2 separate regions of the Homo sapiens genome follow, and region 2 is linked to region 1. A link is a contact called in ENCODE Hi-C data. All regions are on one chromosome and are shown on one strand. Each heading gives the region's core, a stretch centred on a gene start or an enhancer-like site at or near the end of the contact. The rest is flanking DNA. Distances are from core to core; before and after follow the strand shown. Region 1 holds the start of SLC2A5 (solute carrier family 2 member 5). Region 2 holds the start of LNCTAM34A (long non coding transcriptional activator of miR34a).

Region 1 (7,325 bases), core at 2,534-5,033:
AGGCAGGAGTATCTCTTGAGCCCAGGAGGCTGCAATGAGCCGTGATTGTGCCACTGTACTCCTGCCTGGGTGATAGAGCCAGACCCTGCCTCAAAAAAAAAATTTTTTTTTGAGGATAATGATACCACCACAGGAATAAATGAGTTCACTGGTATAGAACACTTAGGACCATGCCTGGTCTGTAGTAGGTGTTACAAATGGGTTAATTAATCCATTAATTACAAATGAATATCAGTGAGGACCCGGAGAGCACAGAGGGGTGTCAGTTGCTCTAGGATACTCAACTAGTTGCTGGTGGAGCCACTCCACAAAAATGTGTCTTTATTTTCCAAAGCACTTCGGCATCTTTTTATTGAGGTGGGGAACTTTATTCAACAATCCTTTGTTTTTTTTTTGAGACAGAATCTCACTCTGGCTGGAGTCACGCAGGCTGGAGCGCAGTGGCACTATCTCTGCTCACTGCAAACTCTACCTCCCAGGCTCAGGCGATCCTCCCACCTCAGCCTCTAGAGCAGCTGGGACTATAGGCACGGTCCCCATGCCCAGCTAATTTTTGTACACTTTGTAGAGACCAAGTTTCGCCATGTTGCCCAGGCTGGTCCCAAACTTGTGGGCTCAAGCAATCCGCTTGCCTCGGCCTCCCAAACTGATGGGATTATAGGCCAGAGCCACTGCACCTGGCCCTCAATTCTTATGTAGTTGTAAAATACCTTGTTGTACCTTTTTCTTTTCCTAATCCATTTTATTTTTTTTTCTTTCAGACCAACAGTCTTTTCTTCCTGGCAGAAAGTCCTTGGTGCACATCTGATAGATGTCAGTGTTTGCCCTCTACATAGGAGAAAAGCAGGGCTGAGTGCAGTGGCTCAGGCCTACAATCCAAGCACTTTGGGAGGCTGAGGCAGAAGGCACACTTGAGCCCAGTAGCCCAAGACCAGCCTGGGTATAGTGAGACCCCGTCTCTTCAAAATATTTAAAAATTAGCCAAGGGTGGTGCTACATGCCTGTAGTCCCAGCTACTCGGGAGGCTGAGGTGGGAGGATTGCTGGAGCCCCGGACTTCAAGGCCGCGGTGAGCTATGATCCCACCATTGCACTCTGGCCTGGCCAACAGAGTAAGACCCTGTCTCAAAATTAAAAAAAAAAAAAAAGGAAAAAGAAAGAAAAAGAAGAGAAAAGGCCAGTGAGGCCACTGCCACACAACCACTGAGGGGCAGGCAGCTGGCTCCATACTGCCAGACGCCCTCCTCCCCGGACCGCGCAGCCTCTGTAGCCTTCGCCTGCCCCCGCATTTCTCCTTGGCTCCTACCTCCCCTCTCGGCTGCACTTAATGATTTCCCGGATTCTTACAGACCATTGGGATCGCTTCCTTCAGAGTGTTTTGGGAAGCCCAGCACGCCCCAGCTTTCTCCCCAAGGGGCAGGCTGCTCTCAGGAGCGGGAAGCCCATCCCCACCTTCATCCCTCTGGCCCAGAGGAGGCTTCCTTCCCTGGAGGGCTGAGGCAGCAGGCAGCTGGGTCAGCCCATGCCTCTCGCATGTGGCCATCTGAATCATTTCCTTTCGCAATGTGTTACTCAGTTTCAGGGCCTGCCACGTGGGGGTGTTTCCATTCCTTTCTGCAGCTGGACTTGGTGGACGTGGGGAACGTGGCAGTTGTGCCTTTCTCTGGACAGCGGAGGACCTCCCTGGACCCCAAACACCTAAGTCCTCATCACCTCCGTTTCTTTTCTATAAAATGGAGGTGATGACACTTGATTTGTCTAACACTTTCTTAGTTGTAAGACAAACAAGATGACCCAAGCGAAGGGGCTGAGTAGACTCCAAAGCAGTGCCTCTCAGTTGAGGGCTGGGAGTGGATTCTGCCCTCTCGGGGACATCGGTTGTCACTCCTGGGGGAGGGAGCTACTGCGTCTAGAAGGTAGAGCCAGGGACGCGGCTAAACATCTTATAACACACAAGACAGCCCCTACAACGAAGCGTTAGCCAGTGCCAAATGGAAATCACGCGGAGGTGGAGAAACCAGCCTAAAGAATGATTGAAAAGTAGTAACATTTACGATGGCCGGGCGCGGTGGCTCACACCTGTAACCCCAGCACTTTGGGAGGCCGAGGCGGGCGGATCACCTGAGGTCAGGAGTTCTAGACCAGCCTGGCCAACATGGTGAAACCCCATCTCTACTAAAAATACAAAAATTAGCCGGGTGTGGTGGTGCATGCCTGTAATCCCAGCTACTTGGGAGGCTGAGGTGGGAGGATCGCTTGAGCCCAGAAGGTGGAGGTTGCAGTGAACCTTGATCGCACCACTGTACTTCAGCCTGGGTGACAGAGCAAGACTCTGTGTCAAAAAAAAAAAAAAAAAAAAGCGAGAGAGAGAGAAAGAAAAGTAGTAACATTTACGGGGAACTCACTCTGTGCCAGGTACTTTACATGCATTATCTCATTTAATTGCTCCAGCACCCTATGAGGCGGTATGGTTATTACTCCCATTTTACAAATGAGAAAACTGAGGCACTGAAGAGTTAAAGAACTTACCCAAGTCCCACAGCTAGAATAGGATGGAGCAGGAATGAATCCTGGGGGCTTCTACTTCCCAGGCCCACTCTTTTTTTTTTTTTTTTTTTGAGATGAAGTTTCGCTCTTGTTGACCAGGCTGGAGTGCAATGGCGTGATCTCAGCTCATTGCAGCCTCTGTTTCCCAGGTTCAAGTGATTCTCCTGCCTCAGCCTCCTGAGTAGCTGGGATTACAGGCACCTGCCACCACGCCTGGCTAATTTTTGTATTTTTAGTAGAGATGGGGTTTCACCATGTTGGCCAGGCTGGTCTCGAACTGCTGACCTCAGGTGATCCACCCACCTCAGCCTCCCAAGACCCACTCTTAATCTATGTGCTACAGAGCATGTTTCCAGTCTGCCTATGGTGAGGGTCTCACATCCATGCCTGAACAAATGCTGTTTTGCAAAAATGTGCACTATCCTTCCTCCACTCCAAATATAAGCAGATGCTATTGTGATGAATAAATGCAAATTCTTATAAAGTGTTAATAAGTCAGTGTTACTTTTCTGACATTATGCATTTTCCTCAATCAAGGGAATCTAGAAAGTAAACTGCAATTACGTTGCAGGAGTCCATGAAAATCTTTCCTCTCTAAAACAAGGGAGCCTCAGGATCTAAAAGGCAGGAAACCTACGTGACAGATCTGAACTAAATTCAAATCAAGCAACGCCTTTTCTGAGTTTATCTTGCTTTCATGCAGCTCAGCTATGTTACTTGCTGAAAAAATTAACTGCCCTGAAGCCAAAAGCAAAACGAAAGCAGAGCGAAACATCTCACCAACCATAGAAGGATTTTGCAGCTAACATGTTTGGTTCAAGTTGGGACAAATGAATCCTTTGGGTCTCTTCCATTCAGTTACAGATCCTGCTGTTAAAGGCTGTTCCAGTAGAATGATTTCCACAGAGCACTTGTCTCTAAACCTCTCTCCTCCCTATAAAAGACCACCTGCTGGACAAGACTTTCCCCCTCTCCCCACCATAATCCCTCCCAACACAGAGTTCCCTCTGCAACACCAGGAGCCCCCCAGCGACTCTCCAGGAAGGCTGCACAGGCCCTGGCAGCCAAGCCTGCTCTTGGCCCCTTTCCCTGAGCAACACACTCACCCCTTCCTTCATGCTCTGATCCTGTTGCTCCATGCTTGCTCTGGAAGGGCAGAGTGCCGCTCACCTCCTTTTAGCCAAAGTAACGCGTGCACTGAATGGAGAGAGAAGACATTCTGGGTGCACTTTGGCCATGCCAAATAACAGCCAATAGCATTTTTATAGCCAGATTAAGTCAGAATAACCCTTTCAGGAACCTGGTCTTCCTTTCACTTCTGCTTTTAAATGAAACGTCTGGGGTTTGGCTAAGTAAGTGGGTGCCCCCTGGGGACTGCAGGCCCAGCATTGTCCTGATGGAACAGTCTACGGTATTTCCCCATTGCTAAAGTCTCTACCAGTCAGGCTCATGGTGAATGACTGGAAGGGTTATTTCTGTCAGGAACGCATGGCAAACAACAGCTGTCCTCCACCCTACATGACACCAGGTAATCTGAGGGCAACAGATTGGGCCACTAGAGACCTCAAAGATGCTCTCCCTGCCAGGAAAACTACAGTCAAGTGTCTCTTGGTGGAGAGTCAGTTTTGCCCAAGTCACCGTGTAATACTGTTTGGGGAAAGTTTCTCATTTTCTGTTTTTTTTTTTTTTTTTTTTTTTTTTTGAGACGGAGTTTCGCTCTTGTCCCAGGCTGGAGTGCAGTGGCATGATCTCAGCTCACTACAACCTCCGCCTCCCGAGTTCAAGCGATTCTCCTGCTTCCACCTCCTGAGTAGCTGGGATTACAGGCGTGCACTACCACGCTCGGCTAATTTTTATATTTTTAGTAGACACGGGGTTTTGCCATGTTGGCCAGGCTGGTCTCGAACTCCTGACCTCAAGTGATCCACCCTCCTTGGCCTCCCAAAGTGCTGGGATTACAGGCGTGAGCCATCGTGTCCGGCCTCTTATTTTCCATTTTAAGGAGCTCAGAATGACCTAGGGATGTTACTTTCTGTGTATTCATCACTACTGGGAAGGTGGTAAATACCTCGAACCCCTTTCCAGGCAGGGCAGGGAAAATGAGTCACACCTGCTGGTCCGGGTCCGGCCATCTCAAGGCCAGGCCACTGTCAGCCCCCCATGTTTGGCACTCATTCAGCTGCCACAGGGCACACCAGCGCAAGTGGCCAAAATCCAAAGTCTCACAAGTCCCACAGGTTTTCATCTTTACAGAACATACTCCCAGTTCTATTTGCTGTGGCGTAAATCCAGTTACTTTAGTGATTGATTCTGAATCTCATGCATCTTTAAACAAGCAGAGACTGGGAGCCTGTGTTAGGCACTGTTCCTTGCATTAGCAGCAAATCCCCAGGGTTGCTCAGGGTGGGAGACTGTGAGAAGCCTAGCAGCGTGGCCGTCTGTGTGTGTGTGTGTGTTGGGGGGTCGGGGGGGTCCCTATTCACAAGGGAGAACTCAGCATTCCCTTTCACCAGCTACTGCCTGTCTTTTTCTTCTGCGTATCACTGTCCTAGCACACTGACTTGTGACTAACGCATAGCAAGACCAGAGGTTTCCAATTATTTCAAAGATCTAGAAAAAGTTTCCAAAGAAAATGCACTTTAATTGCAGGGGTAGGGTGGGGAGAGGAAATCAACGATGGGGGAGTGAGGAGACGGGTACAGGTGTGCAATCCAACACAAAGAAGAATCCGGCCGGGCGCGGTGGCTCACGCCTGTAATCCCAGCACCTGGGGAAGCCAAGGTGGGTGGATCACCTGAGGTCAGGAGTTCGAGACCAGTCTGACCAACATGGTGAAACCCTGTCTTTACCGAAAATACAAAAATTAGCCAGGCATGGTGGCAGACGCCTGTAATCCCAGCTACTTGGGAGGCTGAGGCAGGAGAATAGCTGGAACCCGGGAGGCGGAGGTTGCAGCGCACCTAGATCACACCACTGCACTCCAGCCTGGGCGACAGAGCGAGACTCATCTCCGTCCCCCATCCTCCCCCCAAAAATAATCGTCCAAAGTTTGTAGTCATCAGTCATGTCAAGTGCATGACACCTGCTTCTATCTAGGCCCAGATCTTCCACTTCTCCCTGCCTTTGGGCGAGGGGGTAACTAAAACCGGGGGTCGCTGGGGGGGACGCGGACACTCCCAGTCCCCGCCTTGACGGCCCAGCCCGGGGAAGCGGGGACAGTGAGCCAGGCCCTCAGGCCCAGAGGGGATCATCCCGGGAGCTGCGGGCCGCAGTACCCGGTTCCTGCCAGTGACAGGGCGTCGCAAGCACAGCCATGGCGTCACCAACGCTCGACCCGTGCTTCCGCCCTGGAGGGAGCCGAGCGCGGGGACGGGGGCGTGGCGGGAGGCCGTCATGACGCCAGGCTGCGGGCCGCTCAGCCAGTCCCTCTGCCTGGCGGGCCTGCGGGCTCCGGGTGGGTCCTGTCCCTGCCCAGGACCCCTCTGCCTCAGCCCGGATCCCCCTCGGCCTCTGCCTCAGCCCGGGTCCCCCTCGGCCTCTGCCTCAGCCCGGGTCCCCCTCAGCCTCGGTCCCCCTCTGCCTCAGCCCAGATCCCCCCCAGCCTCAGCCCGGGTTCCCCTCCGCCTTTGCCCGAGTCCCCCTCAGCCTCACCCGGGTCCCCTTCAGCTTCTGCCAGAGTCCCCCTCAGCCTCGCCCGGGTCCTGCTTCTGGCCAGGGACCCCCCAACCTTCGTGGCGGGCGGACCAGCCTCCAGGCCCCTGCCTCAGGCCGCCATGAGGCCGAGGCCTGCAGGCTCCGCGAGCAGGGCGGGGTGGGAGACTGTGAGAAGCCTAGTGGCTCAAAGATGGAGGAGGGGGATGGCAGCGGTGAGGTGGGACTGGGGGGAGGGGAGTGGTCCTGGCAAACCTGAGGCAAGAGGATCGCTTGAGCCCAGGAATTCGATCATGCCACTGCACTCCAGCCTAGGTGACAGAGCAAGACCCTGTCCCTAGAAATAAAAAAAATTAAAAATTAAAGTTCCATCTGGATGTCCAGAGGTGAACTGATGAGGGGACAAGAGACCGCTGGATTTGGAAGTGGGGAGAAGGAGCAGTGGAAGGTCTTTGCCGTAGCCCAGGTGAAAGAACAATGTGACTTGGACCAGCATGGGGATGGAGAAGACAGAAGTAGATACACTTGAGGGATATTTAGGATGGAAAATTGACAATCACTTGGTGATAGGATGGGGGAGAGGAAATAGGAGCGTTTCTGTTACTGTTATAATAAAACACAACTAGGCCAGGCGTGGTAGCCTGTAAACCCAGCACTTTGGGAGGCTGGGGCAAGTGGATCACTTGAGGTCAGAAGTTCGAGACCAGCCTGGCCAACATGGTGAAACCCCGTTTCTACTAAAAATGCCAAAAAAAAAAAAAAAATTAGCCGGTCGTGGTGGTGTGCGCCTGTAATTCCAACTACTTGGGAGGCTGAAGTAGGAGAATCGCTTGAACCCAAGAGGCGGAAGTTGCAGTGAGCTGAGATCGCACTACTACACTTCAGCCTGGGTGACAGAGCGAGACTCTTGTCTCCAAAAAAAAAAAGTAAAACAGAAATAAAAGTTACTTTTCTGAATCAGAATGAAAAGCAAATGTTTTATATAAGAAAAATTTAACCAGGGCAAAATATTGGGTTAACACCATACCACAAAGCAAGCTGGCACATCTCCGGGCTGTTCTGTGACCAGACAATGATACCAGGACTTCAGTCACTACTGGCCTCACCTCTGCTAGGAATGTTCTAGAA
Region 2 (7,325 bases), core at 1,283-3,782, 110 kb after region 1:
AAACTCCCCAGACCTCACTAGACTACATCAGCATAGAGGAAAGTTCTGATTTAGTGAACACATAAAATATCCATGAAAGCAAAGTGCTTTATCACTGATGCTACCTAATAGTTGCCACAGCACCCTGCTCCCTGGTTTATGCACATTCTCGAATTATTTTATCTCATGCGTCTACCAAGTAGGTCCTAACATAAGGGCAATTTTTATAGATGAGGAACCAAAGCCAGGAAAGGAAGTCCTATTTCCAAATTAGCACAGCTAGTGACAGAGACGGAGCTGGAAGGCGGGTCCTTAACTCAAAACCCGTATCCTTACTGGAACACTGGGGCCCCAGTGGGGTCCTGAGGTGCCTTACGAATGGAGAAAAATGATTGGCACCATGTATGTCAGTGACCCGCATGGCACTGCCTCCCAGAGCCTGCACTAAACAGTTCGTTCTTACAAGTATGTCAGACAGACAGCTGTAGCTGCAGTACTGATGTGTGCTCTCTGGGAAGGAAGGATCTGCCAACCAAGGCAAATTTCAGAGCTAGACAAGAAAACTTCCTTGTTTTCATGTGATATTCATTACCAAGTATCACGAGTTGATCTTCAGTCTCACCCGCTTTCTTGCAATTTCTCCAATGCACCAAACACAGGGCCTTTGCACTTACTAACCCTTCTGCCTGAAAAGCCGTCCCCCTCATCCTTCTGTAGGTTTCTCCTCAATGACTCATTGCGTATAGCAAGGACTCTGTAAATATTTGTCGCATGAATGAATGAGTCCCGCCTAGTTATTTTCTTATGCACAGATCTGATAACCTCTAGCTGGAGGTAGTGTATCCTATAACCAAGGGCAGCATCTTGTTCATCCTTGCATCCTCCTACACCCCCCGGCCCAGGGACCAGTTACAAGGGCAGGTGTAGGGCTGGGTTGGCAATTAGGTGACACAATCAATGGGAAGCACTGCATGGATGCTATGATCAGAAAGACCTGGGGGCCTGTCTAGGTTTAGCATTATTGATTTGCGATGTGTGCCAAGGGCAGGGGTGGGGTGCAAAAGTGCAGTCCTCATGGCCACCACACCAGCTAGCCAAGGGATCCTGGAGGCCCAAGAGAAAGCTGGATTGGGAGGGGAGAGCAGGGCAGTCCTGGCCAGTTTTGGCCAGCTTGGGGAAGCTCAGGAGACAGGCCACTACCCCATGTGGCAGTAGGTGCCAATGGGCTCAGGTACCAACTGATGCTGCCCCCAGCTGCTCCCTCTGCTCCTGGATAGTCCTTCAAGAGGAATGTTTGCAAGCACAGGTACCTTCCCTCTTCCTCAGCCATGACTACACAGCATTTGTGGCTCATGCAGGAAGACACAGGGGCTCAGAGGAGTGGCCATTTGTCCCAAAGATATCTCAGAACTGGGCAGAGGCAGAACTGGCTAACATAACTGCAGTGGGCCGTTTAGCCCCCTTAACATGACTTGGTATCTGCTAGAGTTTCACATGCATGTATGCAGAGATCCCAGCCACCTCTGGGCTCCAGGAGCCTAGTGTGGATGCAACAGGAAGGCCCAGGCTCTGGAACCTTCTGCAGAGCCTAGCTCATGTCCCCCACCTGACGCAGAAACAGGGAGGTGCTGAAGCATGTGCCCTGTCTGTGCTACAGGCCCCATCCACGTAACCTGAGAGAGGGGGCCTCAGGAGCACTGGCACCTGCTGCTCCAGGCCAGGAGCAAGGAACTCCAGGGACCACCTCCCCTCAGTCTCCTTCCCCACTGGCGGCTCACAGGCTGGACAGGGCTCCAGCCAGCAGGGGGCGCGCGCGTTCACCTCGGGGCCAGGTTGGCTGAAAGCCCCTCTCCCGTTCCCCTCTTCTAGAGCAAAAGTCTTCCAAAGCCTTGACCTCTTAGACAACGCTACTTTAGTGACCGAAGCACTTTTCCTTTCCCTTTCATGCGAGTTTTTTGCAACCATGGGTGGCTAGTATCAATGCCTCCACTTTCAAGGTGAGGAGAGGAACTGGGGAGGTTGAGCATTTGCTGCAATATCACCGTGGCCAGCAGCGCAAGAGAGCCAGGGTCCCCATTTGCCACCCATGAACCAGTCGGCCTTCCTCGCCCCACGCTGGAGATAGAGGAGGGAAGAAAGAACTAGCCGAGCAAAACCCCAAAAAAGGAATCCTTTCTCCCCAGAGATTATGAAATCAAAGAACATTTTGTTGCTTCTTGGAAATTCTTCCCCTTACGGAGGCTACACAATTGAACAGGGTTTTCATTATTATGACTATGATTATTAAAGTTGTTGGTCTAGTTCCCGCCTCCTTCTTTGCAAACTTTCGCACGGACTGAGAAACACAAGCGTTTACCTGGGTGCATGCTGGGACGGGGCGAGCAGGTAGTGCAGGCTTCCAGGCCTCTCCTGCCCCGGAGCTTGGCTGCAGGACTCCCGCAAAATCTCCAAATGCCCCCGATCTGCGTGGTCACCGAGAAGCAGCCCGGCTCGGAACAAGCCCAGGCAAGCCCAGGCAGAGCCCGCCGCCGGGTCCTCCTTCCTGCTCGTGCCACCAGGCCCCGGGGCCGCGACGCGTCTCTCCAGCCCGGGATCCGGGGAGCTGGGCTGTCCCCAGACCGACGGGACAGCGGCATCTCCTCCACCTGAAAAGGAAAGAGGACCAGGTGGGGGCCAGGCAGGGCGCATGAAGGCGGCGCCAGCACCGCGCGATCCGAATCACGTCGGTGCGGGGGAGGGGTCGGAGCCTGGCCTCGGCCTAGGGCGCAGATGCGGTGCGCACCGCAGGGGGGCGGCGTGGGGTGCGGGGCCAGTCCCGCCGGGCACGGGGTCCTGGTCCTCATCCCCTTCACCGCCGCCGCCCGCCTGGGCTGGCGTTTCCCCAGCGAGAGCGCGTAGTTTGCGCAGCGCCCCTCGCCCACGCCGCCGCTGGGTCGCGGGGCGCGCCTACCCAGAGCCGAGGTCCCGGACTCCCCGGCCATCGCGACCCTTCCGGGGACTCCTCGCCCCTTCGCGGTGGGACCAAGGCCCGGGTGGGGCCGGGACAGGGTGGTGGGGGGAAGGGGGACCGTACAAAAGCAAACAGAAACCACGGGGGGCTCGCCGCGACGCCCAGTCCGAGGGCCTCTCGCCTGGAAGAGGGAAGAAACCCACGTCCTGGACGCGGGTGTGGGGTCTGTCCCGGGTCAGGACCTGTTGTCTCTGCGACGTTGCCAGTCCGGAGAGCTCGGAGGGCCAATGCAGCCCCGGATTCAACAAGATGCGAAAGGACTTCTAAAGCCAGGAACCGGCACCCAGCCACGGCCACCGCCCGCCGGCCCGGCGCCCTGCCCCCACTCACTGCGCCCCCAAGTTCCGGCGCCGCGGGCTGCAGGGGTGACTTGGCTCGGCGTGCCTCGGGGCACGAGGCTCGGCCCCGCACGGCTCTCGGGTCCCGGGGGGCTGGGGTGGGAAGGGACATGGCCGGCGCGCGGCGCTGGGGAGCCGGGTGCGCCAGGCTGGGGACCTTGCGTGGGGCAGGGCTTGGCTCAGCCGAGGGGCCGCGGCTCAGCCCCCCTCACCGGCCTTAAAGGTTCCCAGAGACGCAAAGTCGGACGCGGGTCCTGAGCGCGGAGCTACAGGGGGGAGCATGGGGCAGCCCCCAAGGCGCGCTCCCTGCATTTCCCACCCTTTCCACGCTGCCCTGCGCGCACGGTCGGGCGCCCTTGGGGTGGGCAGGGAGGCGCGGGCAGGGGCAGCGCCGAAGACCTCCCGCCGCCATGGAGAAGGGGCTCCCCACCCACCCTCCTGCCCCAACCATTATAGATCCCAGCCAGTGCGCCCCGCGCCCTTCCGGGACAAGCTGCCCCCAGGACCACCGTGCCCCAGTATCAAGCGGACAGCAAATCTCTCGGTGGCTCCTTTTGTAAGGGTTTCTGCCCTCAGGGTTGTTACGGGACAGAAATGGTTTCATCAGAAACAAGCCCTCCTCGCACACTCACAGTTTGCAGGACTCCGAACTGGGCCCGCGAGATCTCCACCTGCGCAAAACGAAAGGGCGGATTCTCCTTGGACTCACGAGGCAACCGCTCCCCGGGGTGAGAACGGGGGACTCATTCCTCCGGCACTGGGAGAAGACGATTCTTTAGGAGGAGGACAGGGAAGCGAATGCTACCCAGGTGCGTAATCACATTTGGGCACCCTCGGGGGCCTGAGAGGAGGCCAGGGGTGACCTGCCCCCATTCTCACAGGGGAGGGGCGGTGAGCCTATTCTCACAGGTGTCTGTGATGAGCCCATGTTTTCCAAACTCCTCCGTGATTCTAGAACAGTGCTAGAGAAGCCGTGAGCCAGCTGGCAGGTGAGAACGCCCAGGTGCAGGTGGATGGCTGCAGGTCAGGCCTACTTTTCCTACACCTGTTGCTGGGGGGCAATCCCATACCCACTCTCAGTCCAGAGTGCCTGTCACCACAGGGCAAGTAGGTGAAGGGCTTCTCAGATCCTCAAAGACTCAGAGGGATAAAAGGAGGCAGATGGGTCCTAGAGGCAGCCCATGGCAAGGGAGAGGTCTGCTTTTTTCTTTTTTTTTGAGACGGAGTTTCACTTTTGTTGCCCAGGCTGGAGTGCAATGGCCTGACCCTGGCTCACTGCAACCTCCACCTCCCAGGTTCAAGTGATTCTCCTGCCTCAGCCTCCTGAGTAGCTGGGATTACAGGTGCCCACCACTATGCCCAACTAATTTTTGTGGAGACGGGGTTTCACCATGTTGGCCAGTCAGGTCAAATTCCTGACTTGAGGTCAAACTCCTGACCTCAGGTAATCCACCCATCTCGGTCTCCCAAAGTGCTGGGATTACAGGTGTGAACCACCACACCTGGCCGAGGTCTGCTTTTCTGATCAGACAAAAGTGGGTTCCAACCTTGACTCACTACATGGCCTGGGCAATGTGCCAGCATCTTCCCAACCTCTCCCTGCACCCCCAAATAATCTCATTCAATCTTCAAAAAGCCCTTTGAGATAAGTCCTAGGACTGCTGCATTTACAGGTGAGGAAATTAGGACCTGAAAGGTAAGACTGGGTTGGCCACAACCAACGCAGGGAGGAGAGCGGGGTGGACCCACGACCCAAGGTGGCGCCTGTCGGTTCTCCAAGCCCTCACTCCTCATGTACCTGCCATCCTGCCTCAACTTCGCAAATTGCTTACGCATGCTGAGCGTGTGTCCTCGTGTACACCGACAGCATCAGGCTCCTAGTATGGATGCAATAAGTACTGTGGAATGAATGAATGAATGAATGAATGAAATGAATGCACACCTCCCTACCCCCAGGGTGATGATAAGGACTGTGCAAGACAGAGTGGCTGCACACAGTAGGCCCTCTCATGCATGCAGTCGCTCTTCTAAAACATCTCTATGAAGCACCTGTTTTGTTCCAGGCATTGAGGGAACATTGGTGCTCATTGGTTCTCTGTTCCTTGCAGACAGACCTGGGAGCATTCTCCTTGGAGGTCCCCACCCTTGTGGGCTCTTTTTTTCTTGCTTTCCTTTCAGAGCCACCAAAATGCCTGGACCTGGGCAGCTAACAGTGGGATGAATCTGCTTTAGAGACACCAGACTGCCAGCTAGAGAATTGAAATAACCTGATTCTTATCTATTTTTCCATCCAGAGAGGGCACACCAAGGCTAGGCCTCATTTTTTTTTTCTTTAAACATTTTTGTGTTGACAAATAATGTTTTATAAAGGCCTCACTATCTGCCAAACTGTGTCTCACTTCTCCCCAGCCCTGCCAGGTGTGGGGACACCGAACCCACCCATATCTCCTCTAGAATCCACCGAGCACTGAGATAGCCACATCTCTAACCTACACCTTTAACTTACAAGCCACAGTCAAGAGGGCTTTGGAGAAAGGGAACCACAGAGGTAGCACGGACAAGCCTCCACTATCTGCCCCTGGCGCAGGACGCCCACAACCCCAGACACGGTGCACAACGGTCCCTCAGGAAGCCTTTCCTTGAGTCCTACATTTAACCACAGAGGCCCAGAGGCCCAGGCGTGGTGGTGACTGCCTGCTCGGCATGCCCCAACCTTTTTTTTTTTTTGAGACAGAGTCTGTCGCCCAGGCTGGAGTGCAGTGGCATGATCTCGGCTCACTGCATCCTCTGCCTCTGGGATTTAAGCGATTCTCCTGCCTCAGCCTCCTGAGTAGCTGGGACTACAGGCGCCCGCCACCATGCCCGGCTAATTTCTGTATTTCTACTAGAGATGGGGTTTCACCATGTTGGTCAGGCTGGTCTCGAATTCCTGACCACAAGTGATCCACCCACCTCGGCCTCCCGAAGCACTGGAATTACAGGCGTGAGCCACCATGCCCTGCTGGCCTCCCGCTCTGAGATTACCTTTTCACCTCAGATGAGAAAAATGAACTCAGTAAAGTGCTTGGGAAAGAAACATCTCAATCCAAGCCAATGGGAAAGCCTGGCAAGGAACCCAAGGAATGTGGATCTCCAGGGAGCCCATGGCTCCATCTTGTTCAAAAGTGAGAATTTAAAAAGGAGGATGAGCTTGAGACCAGCCAGGGCACCATAGTGAGACCCCATCTCTACAAAAAATTTTAAAATTAGCCAGACATGGTGGTGCACACTTGTAGTCCCAGCTACTCAGGAGGCTGAGGCAGGAGGATCACTTGAGGCAGGAGTCTGAGGCTGCAATGAGCCAAGATCACACCAGTGCACTTCAGCCTGGACAACAGAGGGAGACCCTGTCTCTAAAAATTAACCAATTAATTTAAAATTTTAAAAATAAATGAATTAAAGGATGAGAATGTTCTGGAATGAGATAGTGGTGATGGTTGTAAAACTTAGTGAATATACTAAAACCTACAGAGTTGTATACTTTAAGATGGTGAAATTTATGGTATGTAGGTTCATCTCAGTTAAAAGAAAAAAAAAGCCACCATTCGCATTCTTCCTTACTGGCTGAAATATATGGCATAAACCCAGCTAGTTACCGGAAAGCCTCAGCACTCTTGATAAACAGCAACTCTGCTAACTTAGATGATCTCATTTCAGTAGGGAGTACACAAGATCAGCCATCCTAGGGCTGCAGCGGGTCTCTGCAGGGGGCTGTAGTGGCCACGGCGGCACATCATCAAGAGGCCTGGGCAACCTGTCTCTTACACCCCCTGCAGACAGAACTGCAGGGACACAGGGCCCCAGACTGCACCCTGCAGAAGGAAGGGGTCTCAGAGGAAGGGGCTTTCTTCACTGCACCCTGAGATCAGAGAACTGCTTGGTGGGGTGATGGACAGGCCTCCGTGTATGGGTGGGTGTGTGTGGGGGGGGGCGGGGCAGGGGGTGATGCCGCATGGCTG

What was found. A loop is a pair of places that touch in the nucleus more often than their neighbours do. Pooled maps may share reads with other maps.
Region 2: a pooled map shows a loop between it and region 1 (2.7-fold over the local background). The contact joins the promoter of LNCTAM34A here to the promoter of SLC2A5 in region 1. A Hi-C loop is called at or near these places in 1 of 37 single-sample maps with no recorded cell type and 3 of 50 pooled maps.

What each region holds. Positions count from the first base shown.
Region 1 is chr1:9,065,852-9,073,176 of GRCh38, forward strand. It overlaps SLC2A5 (solute carrier family 2 member 5), which reads right to left and starts at 3,784. Exons shown (of 12, transcript NM_003039.3): 1 at 3,653-3,784. The coding sequence starts at 3,685.
Region 2 is chr1:9,179,672-9,186,996 of GRCh38, forward strand. LNCTAM34A (long non coding transcriptional activator of miR34a) reads left to right here and starts at 2,533. Exons shown (of 3, transcript NR_132738.1): 1 at 2,533-2,645; 2 at 3,962-4,136. MIR34AHG (MIR34A host gene) reads right to left here and starts at 2,667. Exons shown (of 2, transcript NR_132742.1): 1 at 2,336-2,667. RefSeq lists enhancers at 1,221-2,082, 1,995-2,144, 2,083-2,943, 2,255-2,604, 3,805-4,665 and silencers at 2,645-3,004, 3,315-3,404, 3,415-3,524.